2 separate regions of the Homo sapiens genome follow, and region 1 is linked to region 2. A link is a loop called in an ENCODE intact Hi-C map of the cell type or tissue named here. Cell type or tissue: Calu3. All regions are shown on one strand. Each heading gives the region's core, and the rest is flanking DNA. Links, peaks and the distances in the headings are about the cores only. Region 1 has its middle 120 kb from the start of LINC01395. Region 2 overlaps BARX2 (BARX homeobox 2).

Region 1 (10,565 bases), core at 1,064-9,063, 110 kb after region 2:
CACCTCTATGCAAATACACTACAAAATCTAGAAGAAATGGATAAATTCCTGGACACATACACCCTCACAAGACTAAACCAGGAAGAAGTTGAATCTCTGAATAGACCAATAACAGGTTCTAAAATTGAGGCAATAATTATTAGCCTACCAACTAAAAAAAGTCCAGGGCCAGACGGATTCACAGCCGAATTCTACTAGAGGTACGAGAAGGACCTGGTACCATTTCTTCTGAAACCATTTCAATCAATAGAAAAAGAGGGAATCCTCCCTAACCCATTTTATGAGGCAGCACCATCCTGATACCAAAGCCTGGCAGAGATACACAAAAAAAGAGAATTTTAGGCCAATATCCTTGATGAACATCAGTGCAAAAGTCCTCAATAAAATACTGGCAAACTGAATCCAGCAGCACATGAAAAAGCTTATCCACCATGATCAAGTTGGGTTCATCCCTGGGATGCAAGTCTGGTTCATCATACGCAAATCAATAAATGTAATCCATCACATAAACAGAACCAACAACAGAAACCACATGCTTATCACAATAGATGCAGAAAAGGCCTTCAACAAAATTCAATGGCCCTTCATGCTAAAAACTCTTGATAAACTAGGTATTGATTGGATGTATCTCAAAATAATAAGAGCTATTTATGACAAACCCACAGCCAATATTATACTGAATGGGCAAAAACTGGAAGCATTCCCTTTGAAAACTGGCACAAGACAAGGATGCCCTCTCTCACCACTCCTATTCAACATAGTGTTGGAAGTTCTGGCTAGGGCGATCACGTAAGAGAAAGAAATAAGGGGTATTCGATTAGCAAAAGAGGAAGTCAAGTTGTCTATGTTTGCAGATGACATGATTGTATATCTAGAAAACCCCATTGTCTCAGCCCAAAATCTCCTTAAGCTGATAAGCAATTTCAGCAAAGTCTCAGGACACAAAATCAATGTGTAAAAATCACAAGCATTCCTATACACCAATAATAGACAAACAGAAAGCCAAATCATGAGCGAACCCCCATTCACAATTACTACAAAGAGAATAAAATACCTAGGAATTTAACTTACAAGGGATGTGAAGGACCTCTTCAAGGAGAACTACAAACCACTGCTCAATGAAATAAAAAAGGACATGAACAAATCGAAGAACATTCCACGCTCATGGATAGGAAGAATAAATATCGTGAAAATGGCCATACTGCCCAAGGTAATTTATAGATTCAGTGCTATCCCCATCAAGCTACCACTGACTTTCTTCACAGAATTGGAAAAAAGTACTTTATAGTTCATATGGAATCAAAAAAGAGCCCACATAGCCAAGACAATCCTAAGCGAAAAAACAAAGCTGGAGGCATCATGCTACCTGACTTTAAACTATACTACGAGGCTAAAGTAACCAAAATACCATGGTACCGGTACCAAAATTGATATATAGACCAATGGAACAGAATAGAGCCCTCAGAAGTATCACCACACATCTACAACCATCTGATCTTTGACAAACCTGACAAAAACAAGAAATGGGGAAAGTATTCCCTATTTAATAAATGGTGCTGGGAAAACTGGCTAGCCATATGTAGAAAGCTGAAACTGGATCCCTTCCTTACACCTTATACAAAAATTTACTCAAGATGGATTAAAGACTTAAATGTAAGACCTAAAACCATAAAAACCCTAGAAGAAAACCTAGGCAATACCATTCAGGACATAGGCATGGGCAAAGACTTCATGACTAAAACACAAAAAGCAATTCCAACAAAAACCAAAATTGACAAATGGGATCTAATTAAACTAAAGAGCTTCTGCACAGAGAAAGAAACTACCATCAGAGTGAACAGGCAACCTACAGAATGGGAGAAAATCTTTGCAATCTACCCATCTGACAAAGGGCTAATATCCAGAATCTACAAGGAACTTAAACATATTTACAAGAAAAAAACAAACAGCCCCATCAAAAAGTGGGTGAAGGATATGAACAGACACTTCTCAAAAGAAGACATTTATGCAGCCAATAGGCATATGAAAAAATGCTCATCATCACTGGTCATCAGAGAAATGCAAGTCAAAACCACAATGAGATACCATCTCACACCTGTTAGAATGGTGATCATTAAAAAGTCAGGAAACAACAGACGGTGGAGAGGATGTGAAGAAATAGGAACACTTTTACACTGTTGGTGGGAGTGTAAATTAGTTCAACCACTGTGGAAGACAGTGTGGCAATTCCTCAAGAATCTAGAACTAGAAATACCATTTGACCCAGTGACCCCATTACTGGGTATATACCCAAAGGATTATAAATCATTCTACTGTAAAGACACATGCACATGTATGTTTATTGTGGCACTATTCACAATAGCAAAGATTTGGAACCAACCCAAATGTTCATCAGTGATAGACTGGATTAAGAAAATGTGGCACATATACACCATAGAATACTATGCAGCCATAAAAAAGGATGAGTTCATGTCCTTTGTAGTGACATGGATGAAGCTGGAAACCATCATTCTGAGCAAACTATCACAAGGACAGAAAATCAAACACCACATGTTCTCACTCATAGGTGGGAACTGAACAACAAGAACACAGGGACACAGGGCAGGGAACATCACACACCCGGGCCTGTCATGGGGTAGGGGGATGGGGGAGGGATAGCAAACCAACATGGCACATGTATACCTATGTAACAAACCTGCATGTTGTGTACATGTACCCTAGAACTTAAAGTATAATAAAAAATCAATTAAATGAAATAAACTCAGAAATGACACAAATGATGAAATTAGCAGACAAGGTTGTTAAAACAATTATTATAACAGTCATAATGTCTGAGATGAGAAATTCACTAAATCAGATTAACAGCAAAGTAAACATTGCGGAAGAAAAGATTTAGACATGGCAATAGAAACTATCCAAGAAGAAACATAAGAGAAGGCTGAAAAACAAAAACAGAGCATCAGGGAGCTGTGGAAAAACTTTAAACAGTACAATATATATGTAATCAGAGCTCCTGAAGGAAGGAAGGAGTGGGTGGGTAACAGAAAAAAAAATATTTAAGAAATAATGGCCAGGTGTGGTGGCTCATGCCTGTAATCCCAGCACTTTGGGAGGCCAAGGTGGGCAGATCACTTGAGGTCAGGATTTCAAGACCAGCCCGACCAACATGATGAAACCCCATCTCTGCTAAAAATACAAAAAATAGCTGGGTGTGGTGACCCACACCTGTAGTCCCAGCTACTTGGGAGGCTGAGGCACGAGAATTGCTTGAACCATGGAGGCGGAGGTTTCAGGTTGCAGTTAGCCTAGATTGGGCCACTGCACTCCAGCCTGTGTGACAGAGTAAGACTTTGTCTCAAAAAAAAAAAAAAGGAAAAATAATGGCTGAAAATGTTCTAAATTTAATGAAAATGTTAAGTCTACAGATCCAACAAGTTCAGCAAATCCCAAACCTAAGAAACATGAAGAACACTACACTACAGCACAAGTCACATCATTGTGAAATTAATTAAAACACATGATAAGGAGAAAATCTGAAAAGCAGCCAGGAAAAAAGATACATTACTGTACAGAAGAACAAAGATAATTACTGCCAATTTCTTCTTGGAAACATTGTAAGCCAGAAGACAGTGGAGCAATATGTTTGAAATACCAAAAGGAAAAGAAAACCCTTTCAACTTAGAATTTTACACCCCTTAAAACTTTCGAAAATGAAGGTGAAATTGACTTTTTTCAGACATTCAAAAGCAGAAAGAATTTATCACCAGCAGACCTATTTATTCTTCAGGCAGAAGAAAAATGAGAAAAATGACAGAAATCAGGTTCTACACAAGGGAATGAAAAGCACTGGAAATGGTAACTACATGGATCAATACAAAATAATTTTTATTTGTGTATCTTTAAAAGATAATTGATAATGCATATAAAAATAATATCATGCCTGTAAGCCACTCTTCACCAAAGCATTAAGAATTGCATTGGTAACAAAAGAAATTCAAGACCAGACACCGTGGCTTACACCTGTAATCCCAGCATTTTGGGAGGCTAAGGCAGGAGGATCACTTGAGCCCAGGAGTTCAAGACCAGCCTAGGCAACATGATGAGACCTCATCTCTACAAAAAATAAAAAAATTACCTGGACGTGGTGCATGCTTGTAGTCTCAGCTACTCAGATTGTTGAGGTGAGAGGACTGCTTGAGCTCAGGAGTTCAAGGCTGCAGTGACCTATGATTACTGTTGCACTCCAGCCTGGGTAACAGAGTGAAACCCCATCTCCAAAACAACAACAACAACAATAATAATAATAGGGGTTTTTATAGCATGTGTATATAAAAGGTATAGATACCAGATAAAAGTTTGAATCTACACAAACGATTAAGGAGACTGGAAATGGTAACTATGTGGATAAATATAAAAGATTTTTTCTCATTTTACAAACCTTTTAAAAAGTAATTATTTAAGCAAAAATAATAATAACAACACATTGTAGAATTTCCAACATGTGTAGAGGAAAAACATATGACAATAATAACTCAAAGGCTAAGAGGAGAGAAATGGAAGTATATTGTAGTAAGGCTTATGTAGTAAGTTTTATGTGAAGTACTATAATATTATTTGAAGATAAACTGTGATAAGTTACAGATATATACTATAAACCTTAAAGTAATCTCTAAAATAGTTAATAATACATATATTAACATATCATATACATGATACAGGTTGAACATCCATAATCCAAAAATCTGAAGTCTAAAATTCTCCCATAAGCATTTTTTTGAGTGTCATGTTGACACTTAAAAAGTAGATTTTGGAGCATTTTGGATTTTGGATTTTTAAATTAGGAATACTTAATCTGTATATATAAAAATTGTATTTATACATAGTTAAATGTAATATATGTGTAGGTGTTTATCAGCTATTTTATTAGGCTCATGAACATGTAGAATTTTTATATCCTCTGTTGAACTGGCCATTTTATCATTATGAGATGAACTTCATATGGAACTATAAAAATAATCTAGAGCATCACAGGAGGAAAAAATAAACACAAGTGGAACAAATTGAAAACAAATAGCAGGATGAAATATTCGAGCCTAACAATTAAATGTAAATGGTCTCCACCACCCCAATTAAAAGGCAGAGATTTTAAGATTGGATTGAAAAAAATAGCAAGATCCAACTATATGCTGCCTACAGGAAACCCACTTCAAATTCAAAGACACACCTAAGTTCAAAGTAAAAAGAATAGAAAAAGACATACCATGCTAACACTAGTTAAAGGAAAACCAAAGTAATATATTATTAACAGACTAAGTAGATTTCAGAATAAAGAATATTACCAGGGATAAAGAGGGTTTGCTCATAATGATAAAACAGGCCATTCATTAGAGGACATGACAATCCCCAATGTTCATGCATTTAATATAACATAGCATTGACATATAGGAAACAAAAACTGATAGAAAAATAGACAAATACACAATTATAGTTAGTGATTTTAACATGCCTATTTCAATAACTGATAGAGCATATAGACAGAAAATCAATGAGAATACAGAAAACTTTAACAACACTAGCATCCTGACATATTGGCATTTATAGAGCCCGCAGCACATTACACATTATTTTTAAGGATGTACAGAACATTTACCAAGATAAGGTATATTCTAGGCCATAAAACAAGTCACAATACATTTAATTCAAATCCAAGTATGTTGTCTTTCCACAATAGAATTAAATTAGATATCAATAGCAAAAAGACACTAGGATAATTTCTAAATATTTGCAAACTAAATAACATACAAGTAAATAACTCATGAGTAAAAAAAGAGACGACAGAGGAAACTAGAAAATTATTTTAAACTAAATGAAAATTCAACATACCAAATTTTGTGAGATGCAGCTAAAGTAGTAGATAAAGGGAAATTTATAGAACTAATACCTATGTTAGAAAAGATTAAATGATAAATAACAGAAATCATCTATTTTCAGCAGAAAGAGATTAAATACCGGGAGTTAGTGCTTATGAAAATCTTTGGAAGGGCTGAAGAAATGAATTTTAGGACGACACTACTAAACTTGCCAGTCAGAGAAGGGAGCTTCCTGCTTACCTTACCTTTTCAAGAAGCAGGAAAATTGGGAATCAAGAATCCACCACTATAAATGATGACTCTAGAAATACACCATTTTATCCACCATCCACACCACAGAAAGCCACCATTATGCAATAGCAAATTCCATAATCAAATGATGCTTCCTAAATCCAAACAGCAAAACATATATGCTCCCCTAATTCTGCCTTTTAACAACAATAAAGCTAAGGATTGGATAGTAGGAATCCTGCCAACTCTAACCAAAGAACAAAAAATCAAAACCAAAACCAAAACAAGAAAAACAAAGCACTTACACACATACACACCCCAAACTTCAACACAACCAAGACTAGCTAGGAGAATCAACAGAGATAACTAACAAAAGCATGGCCTCCACCTCAATTCTGCCTTCCAAATCTTACGTAGGAGCATGGGATTGGTGAATCCTAAATTACATCCTGAGTCATAACTGCAAAGGTATCTGAGACATGTTTTTAGTTTTCTAGACTCTGTTGTACAAGAAGGGTAAAATGGATAGCCCTTTCTTATCGTGGCAGCCAGCATTTTAAAATATCCTTCCTGTATTTTTTCAGATCTCCTATATTTTAAGACTACTCTTCTAAGGTAGAAGTCAACTAACTTTGCAGTCATGTGATCTAGGTTCTATCAATCAGATCCTTGCTGTTAGGACTTGAATGAAGAAGTGAGCTATGTGAGGAGGTGGCCAGATATGGGGGAACAAGTAACTGGTAGGCATTTTAGTGGAAGGTGGATGTTTCAGCAGAGGTGGCACTGGTAGTATCTCTGGCATCTGGCTCCAGGCATTACAGGTGCCAAACAGCATTTGTAGAGATATTTTTGGTGGAGAAGCTCTTGAGTGTGGTTGCTACTCAGCTTCAGAATATGTCTCTCTGGCTTTTCTGGAAATGCTGTGTACTATCTACCATACTTTAACAAATTCCTAACATTCCTTTTTTAAATAAACTAGTCACGGTGGATCCTGTTTGCAAACACAAACCCTAACTGATACAACAAATCCTCGGGTATGCATTTTAAGCAGGTTCCTTAGTGGAACTCTAGTTTCTTTCACAATAAAAAGAAAAAACAAAAGAAGAGAAAGATCCTCAGAAAACAAATGTACAGTAGGAGTTAGGTAATAAGGAGTTTTCGGATTACGTTTTGGATTCAGTAGATACTTAATGTAAATTTTCAGGCCATCTACATAAATTGGGCTTACAGTGAAATCATTCAGTGTAATGCCACTGAAACTCTGTAAGATCCTCTACCATCAGAGAGATATGGGGTATAATTCTTTTGTCAGATGTATGCATCCTGGAAACATTTTCTTCTCATCTGTAGTTTGCTACAGTCTAGCAAATCTAGTTTGTAGATTTTCCAAATAGTATCTTTATTGGGTAGTAGTTTTAATTTTGATGAAGTCTAATTTATCAAATATTTCTTTTACAGTTATTGCTTTCTGAGTCTTGTTGATGAAACCTTTACCTACCACCTTTTGGTTACAAAGATATTCTTTCTGTTTTCTCTTAAAGAAATTTCATGTTGGAAGAAAATAATAATAGGTACCATTTAGTAAGCACCAATCATATGCCAGATGTTTTATCTACATGATACTGAATGGCTACAGCAACGCTAGGAGGAATATTAATATTCCCATTTTACAGATGAGGAAGCATTCTCGGTTAAGTTAAATAGCTTGCTAAGATCAGCAATCCACCACTATCCACCACATTAGCGATATTGGGCAGTCAAGATTTGAATTCAGATATGGCTAGCCAAAAAGTCTATGGTTTTTCCGCTATATTACATTTTCTCTCTTCCCTTTCCCCATCAAGATGAAGACAAAGAGATGCAAAAAGTTTCTGGAGTCAGGAAAATTTCTAAAGAACACTTCAAGCCTGGAACTAAATGTAAACCTGAGTTAAATTTTCTGTTTTTGTTTTTTAGCTTGACTAGTATATATTTTTGTGTGAAGTGTTGAAAGAAAAAGTTCAGAGGTGCCACACCTCCCCAACAACCTCCACCTCCAAGAAGGACCTCTTGCAAAGTTTGTCGGGGGGACCTGAGACCAGGAGACAAAATGACTTTCAGAGAGCTCTCTTGACCCTGACATTGGATTTAGCTCTCTTCGTGTGGCCACAGGAATGGGCACATAGGTAGGAATCACTGTCCGTCACCCCCTGGAGTGTCCAAGCTCCTCACACAAGCAGGCAGGTGATACATTTTTCTGCATCTTTGGATGCCTAGAACCTTACACAATACCTGGCACTGAATTGAAAGACTGAATGAACAAATGATGATTTAACTTTACAGGCGTATTTCTGAAGCTGCAAATGCAGAAAGGACATGTGGCTTCTTTTAGGATCAATAGGTTATACTACTGAACCCATAACTTTTCAGCAGATTCCGTTGCTTCAGCAATAGGGAGGCTACATAGTACAGTGGTTAAGAACACATGCTTTCTCATCAAATAGATCCAAGGTCAAATTACTGGTTCTTCCACTTGCTGAGTGAACTTGTACAAGGTTACATAAGCTCTCTAAATTGCTTAAGGATTAAATTAGAGAGTGCATACAAAGAACTTGAACAATGCCAGGCATAGAGTAAGTGTTCAATAAAGAGGTGCTATCATTACAGAAGCTATTTCATAGTTCCTTGTTGTCTAAGCACAGGTTAAGTTCCTTTTGCCTGCCCCTTAATATTTGACATGCACTTATTAAAAAAAACCTTTCTAATAAATAAACATTTTTAATTTTGAGAGAGTTGTAGATTTACATGCAGTTGTAAGAAATAATACAAAGAAATTCTGTGTAGTCTTTACCCAGTTTTCCCTAATGGTAACATTTTGCAAAATCACAATATCACAACCAGGATATTGACACTGATAGTCAGGATACAAAAAAATTTCCATCACAAGTATCCTTCATATATCCTTCAAGTATTCTTCTTTTACAGTCCCACCCACTTCCTTTCAGCCACCACCACCATCCTTAACCCCTGGCAATCACTTATTTGTTCTTTTCATTTCTATGATTTTGCCATTTTAAGGATGCTGTATAAATGGAATCATACAGTATATAAACTTTTGCAATTGGTGTTTTCTTTCAGCATATTTCTCCGGAGATTCGTCCAGCATGTTGCATGGATCAATAATTTGTTCTTTTTTATTGCATGATTATTACATGATATGAGTGTGCTACAGTTTGCTTATCCATTTACCTGTTGAAGGACATATAGATTTTATAATTTGGGGTTATTACAAATAAAGCTGCTATAAACATTTGTTTGTGGTTTTTGTGTAAATATAAGTAAACATTTATTTGGAATAAATGCCCAGGAGTGCAATTACTGGGTCATGCGGTCGGTGCATGTTTAGTCTTTTAAGAAACTGGCAAACTGTTTTTCAGAGTGACTATTCCATTTTACATTCTCAGTAGTAATGTATGAATGATCCAGTTTCTCCACATTCTTGCTAGTATTTGGTGTTGTCATTATTTTTTATTTTAGCAGTCCTGGTAGGTATGTGGTAATATCACACTGTAATTTTATTTCCCTAAGGTTAATTATGTTAAACATCCTTTCATGTGCTTGTTTGTCATCTACATAACTTCTTAAGTGAATTATCTCTTAGCTACGTTCTAATTGGCTTGTTAGCTTTTTTACTATCGAGTATCTAGATACTAGTCCTTTGTCAGATATGTGGTTTGCAATATTTTTTCACATTATGCTTTTCCATATTTTTAACATGATCTTTTGTAGAGAAAAAGTTTTTAAATTTGATGAAGCCCAATCTATTTTATTCCTTTTATGGAACATGCTTTTGGTCTCAAGTCAAACTCTTTGCCTAGTTCTTTATCCCAAGATTTTTTCTTATATTTTTTTCTAAAGGTTTTATACTTTATGTTTTACATTTAAATTTGGATAAGGTGTAAGACCTAGGTCGAGGTTCATATTTTGGCCTATGGATTTCCAATTGCTCAGAACCATTTGTTGCTTGTTTTGAATTGCTTTTGCAAAAATTAGCTGAGCATATTTGTATGGGCTTATTTCTGGGTTCTCTATTCTTTCCCATTGATCTAAGTGCCTTTCCTTCTGCTAGTACCACAGTCTTGAGTTGTGTAGCTATATAGTAAGTCTTAAAATTGAGTACAGATGCTCCTCAACTTATGATGGGACTGTATCACAACAGACCCATCATAAGTAGAAAATACTGTAAGCCAAAAGCACATTGAGCACATTTAATGTACTGATGTATTTAATGTACATAAGTACATTAAATGTGCTCAATGTGTTTTTATAATAATAATATAATAATGTAATTTTATAATAATAATAATAATAATGAAACATCACTTAATGTAGCCTACTTTAAATGTGCTCAGGATGCTTACACTAGCCTGAAGTTGGGCAAAATCATCTAACATAAAGCCTATTTTATAATAACAAATAATAATA
Region 2 (10,565 bases), core at 1,704-9,703:
TTCTTTGTACTTTTCCATATATCTGAAATTTTTCATAACATGAAGATTGAAAAGTGATAGCACAAGAGACCGCACATGTCCACAGAACTCTTAATCTTGTGGAACTTTTGATCTTTTTCTTAATAGCTTTTCTATCCTGAAACAGTAGCATTTAAATACAGAGCTTGTTGTACATAGTCTCACAGTGGGAAACTGAGAACACTTTATAACTAAACATATGTACAACTCACACTGAAACAACCACTGTGGCTTCTGAAAGTGGCTTTTGGATCTTACTAACCTTGCCTGGCTGATTGAGGGTATTATTTATCACCAAGATAACTGCTGTTTCTCCAGTAATGCTTTGGCATAGAATAAATAGTCTCTGAGTTGGGTACATGCTCTTGAAGGATGACTAGTGAAGTATTTGGTCCCCCAGTCGTGCAAGAGAGAGTTGTCAGGGTTTTTCTGCTTCTTCTTACTGATGTTTAAAATCATTATAAACTGCCTCTGATTGCACCTTGCTTTTATGAGTATTTGTTGATATGACAATATACTACCCTTAGCATTTCACCAGTGGTCCTTTGCTATTGACAGTTTCATTTACAGAAATTATCTAAGGACAGCTGTGATTGAACCAAATAATCTAAAAATGTTAACGTGTAGCTTCTTAGCAGGAAAGAATAATGTTGATATTGGCATGTTATTATCTGTCCAAGTTCTCTTTATAGTCCATAATCATGATCTGATTTTAAAAGTTTGTTCAATATATGGTATTGGGGACTGTTAGAAGGGATGAATGTTACCATGGTGATCTCACAGAGATGTCTGTTACCAGCAATCAGTGGGCATCCTATTGTTTGGAGGAGTAAACCTGGACCACATTTTACTCCCTAATGACAACCATAGTGGCAGAAACTTTATTCAGCCCAACACCAAAGACGTTTTTCTTTTCTCAGCAAAGTAGTCCCAATTTAGAAATGTTGCTATTAGACATTTTGGCAAAAACGTGGCCTTTTGGGAGCTCTATCTTTCTGTGTCCTTCCAAAGGGAAAGTATTAGTGTGGAGGAAACAGTTTGTACAATCAAGAGTTTGCCAAAGCATTTCCCTTCCTGCCACCACTCCTGTCTGCCTAAACAAATACATAGACAAATAAACAAATTAAAGCTCTGGAGGGGGGCCTCACCCCACCCACAGGATCTGTGGCCAGGGTGGCCAGATTTTCTTTGGTGCTAAGCACGAGGACTGTGCCCAAACTGGACGTGATGGAAAGGATGGTGGCTCTATCAGTTTCATTACCAGGGTTCAGACTTTCGCGGGTTACGGGACAAAGTCCTTCTGCATTTTATTATACGCAGATAGTCGCACACTCTGGCTGGGATCAGTTAAACAGACTGACACTTTTGCTTGTGCCTTACTCTTTCGACCTCCTGGAACTCTCCAGTGAAACCTTATTCCTCGTAAAATGAACTAGCCAGGCTTGGGGCTGTCAATATAGGAAACATTATCAAGGAAGATATTCCAAAGAGCTGCCGTGGGACTACATAAGTCAGAAAAAATGCGGAGGACTTCCTCCTGCAACCCAGGGGAGTCTGTTCACTTGCAACAAATCTGACAGATCCACTTTTGAATCCTCTGTCTGGAACTACTTAGGAAAAGACAAGCAAGGATTTAGGATATTTAGGGTAAATTTTAAATGTGTTTCACTGAAAGAGAGAGAGAGGAAGGTGTTTTAATATGGTTCCAATCTAAGACCTTTCTTTTCCATGACTAAACATTTTACTGAAATAATTGGTAAGTTACCCCAGAGGAGATATTTCGGAAAGGTGTTGTTAATATTGTTATCCCTGGATATCATGGTAACTCATTAATGAACCTCAGCACATTAGACAGCTGTGGCTATTGGAAGCATGTTTTCAATCATCAGTTCAGAGCAAGGCATGAAGGAACATCCTATTGGAGTGCTTGCTTTTTTTTCTACTGGGAGATTGGGCCTTTGCTGGTTAGAACAATCAGGGGCTAAACAGCATATTTCATTTCTTAGGGAGGTGCTAAATAGGAGTAACAACAATAATAAATGGCAACCACGTGCCCGGCACTGTGCTAGGTGCTTGTATACATAAATGTGTTCTAGTGAAATAGTTACTATTACCACTGCTTTTCAGGCAGGGAAAGTGAATCTCAAGGAGGTTAAGAAATGGGAACGGGGTCACACGAATAAGTGGCAGGGTTGAGATTGGAACTTGCATCTGTCTCTTTCAATATAGACTCCAGTACTGGATATGATTATATGAAAATGTGTAAATTAGAACATGTCTGTCTCATTACATATAGGCAACATACTGTGTGTGTGTGTGTGTGTGTGTGTAGATATAAAAAATATATATGGTAAGGTCCAATTAATGCATCAGCTCTGTTGGAACTTATTTTGAACCTGCCAACTCTTTTACACATATTTATACTAATTTAATGTGTGCCAGTTCGTCTTTCATTTCCTGTGGTGATTGGGGTTTCTGAATGATTCCAGAGGGATTCCAAGAGGCGGTGGGGTTTTGCGGGGAAGGGAGGTGATTGGGAGATTGCAGACCTGTTACCATCTGGCTGTGTGACTCTCCACTCCTCACTGCCCTGGGGTCTGTGTCCGTGTCTGTGTAGCATTCGCTACCAATCTCTGGGTCACGGTGCTTCCATCAGCTGTCATTCTTTGAATAAAGCTTTCCTAGGGGAATCAAGGGTGGAATTCCTACTCATTCATTCATTATCAACTAGAGAGAAAGTGCTGAACAACTAAAGCCAACCAAATGCCTTGAGAGTTAACACTTCGGATATTTTTCATGGAATACTCATTAGGTTCAGTGAGAAAAAATGTCTGGTCGTTGATTGGCATCACTTAAAAGAACGAGATTATTTTTTCACATTATATCTGGCTGAGCTGGAGTGGATTCTGGGAATCTCTATTTTTAAAAACCTTTCTGTATGATTGCAATGAAAAGTCAACTCTGGGAACCACAATAATGTAGATAACAGCTTAAATATGAGATTGATGTAATTTGCACCCCACGACTCAAATGTATGAAACCATTTAGTGGAGTAATCCTACTGTTGGGGTTTTGAGTCAGACGGTCCTGGGTTTTATTGTATTTTATTGCCTGTGTGACCTTAGGTAAATTACTTAACTTCTATGACACTCAGTTTCCTCATCTGTGAAATGAAGATAATAATAATCACATAATAGGGTTAGTTGTGGAGGTTAAATGAGATAATGTATATAAAGCTCTCAGTATTTTATTGGCTGTGTGACCTTAGGTAAACTTAACTTCTATGACACGTAATTTCCTCATCTGTAAAATGAAGATAATAATAATCACATGATAGGGTTAGTTGTGGAGGTTAAATGAGATAATGTATATAAAACTCCTAGTATAGTTTGTGGTAACAAAGTGCTTAGTATTTGATAGCTTCTATTAAAAATAATTATCTTACAATAGTAACCTCATCACTGAAGTACAACCCTTTAGGGAAAGATTACCATTATTGGTGAATTAAACTTAAGAAAAATTTAAATCTTGAAAAACCCCACTTTACTCCAGGGCATTTTTCTGGGTTACAGCGACACTAGCTGCTTTTAAGACCCCTTGCAACCTGGGTGGTCTGTGAATTGTTTGAGTTCAAGTCTTCATGAATTAGGTATGTTTCATTCCTCCCACTTTTCTGTTTTGTAATATGAATTCAGAATTTTATAAATTCATAAATGAGTGGCACAAACAGGTCAGCGCTACAACATCACAAGATGTGCTTTGTTACTTTATTTTTTTTTTTAACAAGAGTTTCCTAGGATTCATTGCCCCTAGGAAATGTTTCATCACACAGCTGTAAGAGTCTCAAGAACTGTCCTAGAAAAGTGGCAGAATTTCTCAACACGTTTGATTTCTTTTCTTCTTTCAAGAGTAGAGTTAGGGATAGTCTTTTTTTTTTTTGAAAAAAAATGAAACTATTCTTTTTTTCTTATTTTCGAGCACTGAGAGAGGAAAATAACTCCACTGAGATGTTCTTTTCCAATTAGGTAGCATGGAAAATGGTAGCAGTATGACAACTAATCACTTTCCTAGTATATTATTGGGTCTGTGATTCAGAGTGAGTTCCAAATGAAGTGCCTTTGTGACAGCTTTTAAATTACTGGTGGGGCTAGCTTCTGAATGTATTCTAAGTGGTAATGATGGATGGCTGTCACGTGGAGGAACTGCCTGAGGAAGAGTTCCATGTGGATTTTTTTGGGATTGTGTTTCTCAGCTGGTCACTAGTGTCTTATGAAGTTTAGTATCTGCTGGTGAAATACTTTAATTGATGAATCCCCTCCACGGTGTGAGAAGAATTCTCTTGATGAGGAGTTCTCACCTTCTATGGTGCAAAGGCATCGCCAGTGAACAGGGTGATGCCTCTGTCCAGCCATTTATAATGATGATTCCGACAGGCAATCTCTAGTGGCCTCATCCAGGTTCTGTGGTGGGTGGGGGCCAAGTGGGATAAGACAGGTGGATGTGTCATCACCACTGAGACGGAGTGGCATGTATTTATGAAGAGTGAGAAGGCTGACTTTGTCCCCTAGGGTCCTCAGAACCATAGAGTCTGAGTTTTCTGAATTGTTGAAAATAGGACTCAGTCAGAGACATGGATCGTTGGCATCTTGTTGAGAATATTCTATTCAGCCTGTGGATTCAGAAAAACAAAATGCATATGTTTGTGTTCCAGTAGGAGGGGAGTAGGCAGGAATGGGGTGGGAGTGGAAAAGGAATGTTGGCCAATGGGGAAGGGAGAGTGAGGGGTAAGGAAACAAGTTAGTCCACTGAAACAGGGATCCAAATGCTTACTCAGCATTTGTTGTCTCCAAGAGAAAAACAAATTGAAAAATGAGAATGGAAGATTTCATTTGGAAATGGCCCTGTGAGTACGTGCTTATTTTCAGAGGCGTTCCCCATAACTGACAGCAGTCAATGACTTCTGATTGGGCAATGGCCTGGCCAGCCACACAGGTAGCCCAATCATCATATGTATTAATGGTGCATTCAAAAATTTCATCATCCTGGGTCACAAAAGATCATGACGACTGTATTATAATACAATAATGGTATTCATGCAGTGGCGCACAGAAAATTGTGTGTACTTGACGCACAGGCGGTGTGGAAGCAGGATTTAAAGTAGAACTCCTGTCAAAAACCTTTCCTCCAGAGCCTCCACTGCCTCATTCTGTGATGTTTCAATACGTCAGTTTCTGCTGTTGGTAAAACACATCTTACCTCCCCAGTATGTTGGGGAGCAGTGATTGATGAAGGAGGATTAATTTGCTGCTTTTCGGGAGGGACTCCTTGCAGTCTCCAGGGGATTACATGTATTATGGTGTTTCCACAGAAAGCTAGACCAGGGATTGGCTAAATCTGGCCCACTACGAATTGTTCTACTACCACAAGCTAAGGATGGTTTTCACATTCGTAAACCGAGGAAAAGAAATCAAAAGCGGAACATTTCGTGACCTGTGAAAATTATGTGAAATTCAGACATCAGTGTCCGTACATAAAAATGTTATTGGAACACAGCACATGCACCAGTCTGCGTGTTGTCTGTGGCAGCTTTCATGCTGTCACAGTGGAGGGAGAGGTTGTGACAGACACAGCATGGCCCATAAAGCCTAAAATATTGACTTGCTGGCCCTTTACAAGGAAGGTTCGCCAACCCTTCCACTAGACTGTTGGAAGCAGAGCTCCTCAGTTACGAAATAAGGTTTTTACTGATCCATAAACTATGATGTCATTCCAGGGCACAAAAATACCTCCTTTGATCCAGGGTTCTGTTGTCATCCTGTGACACGAGAAAGACCCGACAGTGGGAGTTTAGTGGGGAATTTTGCAAGGACTCTCTTAAAGTGAGATCAGGCTCTGGGCTTTAAGGATAAATTTCCAGACCTTTCTAGAAGTAACACAGGATTTTCTGCACGGAGAGGGGGGTCAAAAATATTTATAGTAAAGTGGTAGAATTCAACAAAGTATTTTTGGGACTTTCTCTTTGCTGCTGCAGCCCCGACCGGTTTTCCCAGGGGGAATCTGAGGATGGCCCCTGAGGAGAGGCTGGGCGTGTCAGCATCACTGGCATTTTTCAGTTTGAGATTTGGATGACAGTTTATATGCTTCTTAATTGACTTTAACCTGCTGCCCATCCCTAGAAGTAATAGTAATGGTAATAAAAGTTACACAATCACATCGCCACAGCTCTGTCCTGAAGGGCTTGCATAGCTGGATGGAACACTTAATTGGGATGGTCCACTCTGCTGGGGAAGTGCAGGAGACTATGTGCCTTTGGAATTTTCAACTCTTCAGGGTCAGGAACTGCCAGACCTCTCAGGAAGGATGAAGCACGACTCTCTCTAGTTGCTCTCTTATTTACATTGAGGCCCTTGGGTCAGGGTGAGGCTTTGCGTCTCCAAGGTAGCCTTTGAGCTAATGAAACCCACTGTGGGGTGAGAGATGCGAAATTAACCTGATTTGCTGCAACTTCCTGTGCACTGTCGGGCTTACCAGCCAGTAGGCTGAAGAACCCTTGAGATCTGGCCCTTACCATAAAATGGAGAGGAGTGTGCACAAGTGCAAGGTCGATTAATGTCAGAGGAGATGACTGATGTTGGTAGGTAAAATTCCACTTCCAAGAAAAGTATGTGTGGTACAGGTGACACCTGATTTTCTTACTCCAAATCACAGATGATGTTGAAAAAACAATAATAATAACAATACACACACATAACAGGAAACACTGGTATAATACTATGTGCCAGGAACTGCTCTGAATGCTCTTATATGAATTAACTTTTTTTTTGTTTGATTCTTGTTTTTTGAGACAGAGTCTCGCTCTGTTGCCCAGTCTGGAGGGCAGTGGTATGATCTCGGCCCACTGCAGCCTCTCTTTCCTGGGTGCAAGCAATTCTTGGGCCTCAGCCTCCTGAGTAGCTGGGATACAGATGCGTGCCACCGTGCCCAGCTAATTTTTTGTATTTTAGTAGAGACGGGGTCTTGTCATGTTGCCCAGGCTGGTCTTGAACTCTTGGCCTCAAGCGATCCACTTGCCTCAGCCTCCCAAAGTGCTGAGATTAGAGGTGTGAGCCACTGCGCCCGGCTAACTTGTTTAATTATACCACAGTCATATGAGGAGATACTATTATTATTCTCATTTGACAGGTAAAGAGACAGATAGAAGGCCAGAAATGGTTGTTCATGCCTGTAATCCTAGGACTGTGAGAGGCCAAGACAGGAGGATCATTTGAGCCCAGGAATTTGAGACCAGCCTGGGCAACATGGAGAGATCTTGTCTCTACTGAAAATAAAAATTAAAAAAAATTAGCTGAGACCAGAGGATTGCTTGAGCCCAGGAGTTCAAGGCTGCAGTGAGCTATGATTGCATCACTGCATTCCAGCCTAGGCAACAGAGGAAAATCCTATATCTAAAAACAACAGCAACAAAAAGAGTGGAGGAACAGAAGACAAATCCGGTCCTGATCACCCTTTGGGAACTCTATTGTCTAATGTGGCTTAGACTCAAGAATTTCTTATTTTGAAAAGTATGGTGCTGGGTACAGAGTAGATAGATCCTCAGTAATGCTTTCTAAAAATATTAAATATTAAATATTTAAATATTTTCTGATTTTCTATTATTACTGATTTGATTTTCCTCATCTAGTTCTTTCTTTGTAGGCCATATAAAACTATCCCTAGAATGATTAGGATATCCTTTTTTTTTTTTTCCTGGAGCAGTAAAGTTCTTACATAGCTGAAGTTCTAGGGAATGTATTAGTGTCCAAATTTGCAAAGTGAGTTAATGACAGGGACACAGTTCAATATTTTATCCACAACCTTAGGAACTATTCCAGAATGGCTATGATTTAAATGAATTTTATCTTACTGTTAATATTTTTAAAAATTAAATATTGAGTAAGGAAAATGTTTATAAAATATATGTATGATAAAAAGAATAGTAATACAATGAACACTTGTGTCTACCCACCACCCAGTTTAAGAAAAATATTTCAGCTAGACAGGGTGGCTCATGCCTATAATTTCAACACTTTGGGAGGCTGAGGCAGGAGGATTGCTTGCGGCCAGGATTGAGACCAGCCTGGGCAACATAGTGAGACCTCATCCCTATAAAACATTTAAGAAATAAATTTAAACAAAAGAAAAAGAACATTTCTTCTGGGTTGCCTGGGTTCCCCTCCCTGATGCTGTCTGCGTCTCTCCCCCATTAGAGGTCACCAGTATTTCAGTTCTCAGCTTTTCTCTGTAGTTTTGCCATGTGTTATCCCTAAATCATATGTTGTTGAGCTTTGGTCATTTTTGAACTTTATATAGATGGAATCACACTATACTTTTTGTGACTTGCTTTTTTCTCATAGCATTGCATTTCCCAGATTCCTCTCTGCTGTTGTGTGTACCTACGGTTCACTCATTTTCATTGATAGAGTGTCCAGTGTGTACATAAACCATACTGTTTATCTGTTTTGTTGATGGGCTTTGCGGTTGTTTTTGCTGCTTTGAACATGCTTGTTAAATTCCTTTTTAGAAAACTAATGATCAGGAGGACTCACTTAAGTGAAATAGTTTTTCTATGAGAAAAATAGTTCTACAGTTTAATGAAAATTGTAATATCTGCGCCTTGAACAAACAGATGTAGTTTTTATTTTAGGACGCATGCTAACTACCTATGAAGTGGGTTTATTTTTAGTGGCTTTTTTTTGGTTAAATTTTTTTCCCCAGAGTTGAACAATGATTTATTTTAATTTCTAAACCAAATCAAGGCATTTATTGTAAAACCACTAGAAAATAAGTCTTCCCAATTTAACAGCATATGTTTTATAAATATTTTAATAAAATGAATTTTAAAATATTAAATAATTTTAGTTAGAATGTGAAGTACTTCTCTAAATTAAACATTAATAAAGCTTTTTCATCCAGAGCAACAAAAGAATTGCATTATATAGGTAAAATGGCCTCTGCCCTACTCACATTTATTTGCGGACTGGAAAAGTAATGTTTATTTCTAACATATTTTTAGCTTCAAAAGACTTTAGAAACCTTTTGAAATAATCTGCAGAGCTGTGCAAAGGCACCGAGGTTTAGGACAGGCAGGAAGCTATAGTCCACTCAGCATTTTTTTTTTTTTTTGACTGGAAAGAAAACCAAAGCCCAGAGTAATTAAATTGCTCAACCAAGATCACTCGGAGGCTTGCAATGCCTTTGAAATACAATGACTCTAAACTAGCTATATGAATCTGTACTACCATTTCTAAATTAGAAGCCACAAGTTGCTTTTTATAATAATATATATTTTGTTGCTTCTGTGCATCTTAATTTATTTTATATAATTTAAAAAACAAAGTCACTAATCAAATCCATAATGACAGTTTGGGATTTGATTTTTAAAATGCTTTTCTCTACCCTGTTGACTGTGCCGAGCCTAGAGAGTCTATTTAGTTCCCGTAGGCTGGTTTCTGGGATTGACAATATTTCCATTGTCATACAACTCTGCTGTCGCCAGTGATGTTCGAGGACCAGCACTACCCTTGAAGGATCCTGCTGTTGTGTCAACAAATAATGGCACAGGCCTCTCTGACAGCTTGTCCACAAACTCTCCTGAGGGTTTCTGTCTGAAGGAAGCAGCAGCTTTGCAAGAGTGATTTTAGTGAGGTCGTTTGGATTAGATTGAGTTAGTGGGCCGTGAGTTCCGTGCATTTAGGGTTGTGTGTGAGGCTTTTCGTGTTCTTGAAATCTCCTCCGGCCCTCCCGGTCACACCCCTCCAGTGCCACGTTCAGCCCTCTCTCTCTGCACCCATCCTGAAATAGCCATGGTTCAGCATGGAAGAAATCCACTCCTCTCATCTCTCAGTGCTGGTCAGCTCTGCATTTGCCTGGGGGTGGGTTTTGACTGTCTTCTCCTTAAAGAGAATCTCTGCACGTGTAAAATCTGTTTCAGGAAAGTAATAGGAAGGCAGCAGGACTTGGAGCCTGATGGTGTGGATTCAGCTTCCAGTTCTGCCGCTCACTGGGTGACCTGGGCAGGCTGCTCATGGTGAAATGGGTATAGCGACACCCGTGCTCAGGGTTTGCTATAGAGATTGAGCGCAGTCTCCTGAATCTCGTGTGGACAAAAGATTTCACCTCTGAAAAATATAGAATCTTAGATGTTTCTGTCTGTTTCTACAGCAGAAAGCCAGGAAACACAATCTGCAAGAAGCTAGGGGTGTAATAATAACCACCAGATCCATCCGTCAGCTGCCCTCTCTCTGTGTGCTCCGGTAGCACCGGCTTATTTAATGCATGACATCGACTGTCTCTCCCATGGGGCTCTGAGCTTCCTTCCAGCAAAGACTGTTCCTTCATCTTGGGGCCCCTCACACCAGCATACATTTTTGCACTTAGTAGATGGTCAAAATAGTATGGTTTTGAACCTTACTAAACTGCTCGTGTTTCTTTACAGCACTTTTCTTCTCTTACTTGATGTAGGTAATATGTTTTCTCTTACTTGACGTCTCCCTGCCCTGGGATTTAGG

The links. Hi-C counts contacts between places; a loop is a spot of excess contacts. Peaks named below come from ENCODE experiments on the same cell type or tissue, not always from the same donor. Only the 100,000 strongest peaks of a DNase experiment are listed, where the experiment ranks them.
Region 1: a loop joins it to region 2, with 2.4 times the contacts of the local background. A loop is called at or near these places in 2 of 110 quality-filtered maps.

Annotation. Positions count from the first base shown.
Region 1 is chr11:129,496,856-129,507,420 of GRCh38, forward strand. No RefSeq gene overlaps it. Among named protein-coding and RNA genes, the nearest start is that of LINC01395, 120 kb to the right of the region's middle. In Calu3, for the core only: no CTCF peak of the experiment used is centred there; no DNase peak of the experiment used is centred there.
Region 2 is chr11:129,385,771-129,396,335 of GRCh38, forward strand. All of the region lies in intron 1 of BARX2 (BARX homeobox 2), which reads left to right. Among named protein-coding and RNA genes, the nearest start is that of BARX2, 15 kb to the left of the region's middle. In Calu3, for the core only: no CTCF peak of the experiment used is centred there; a DNase peak (open chromatin) is centred at 5,004.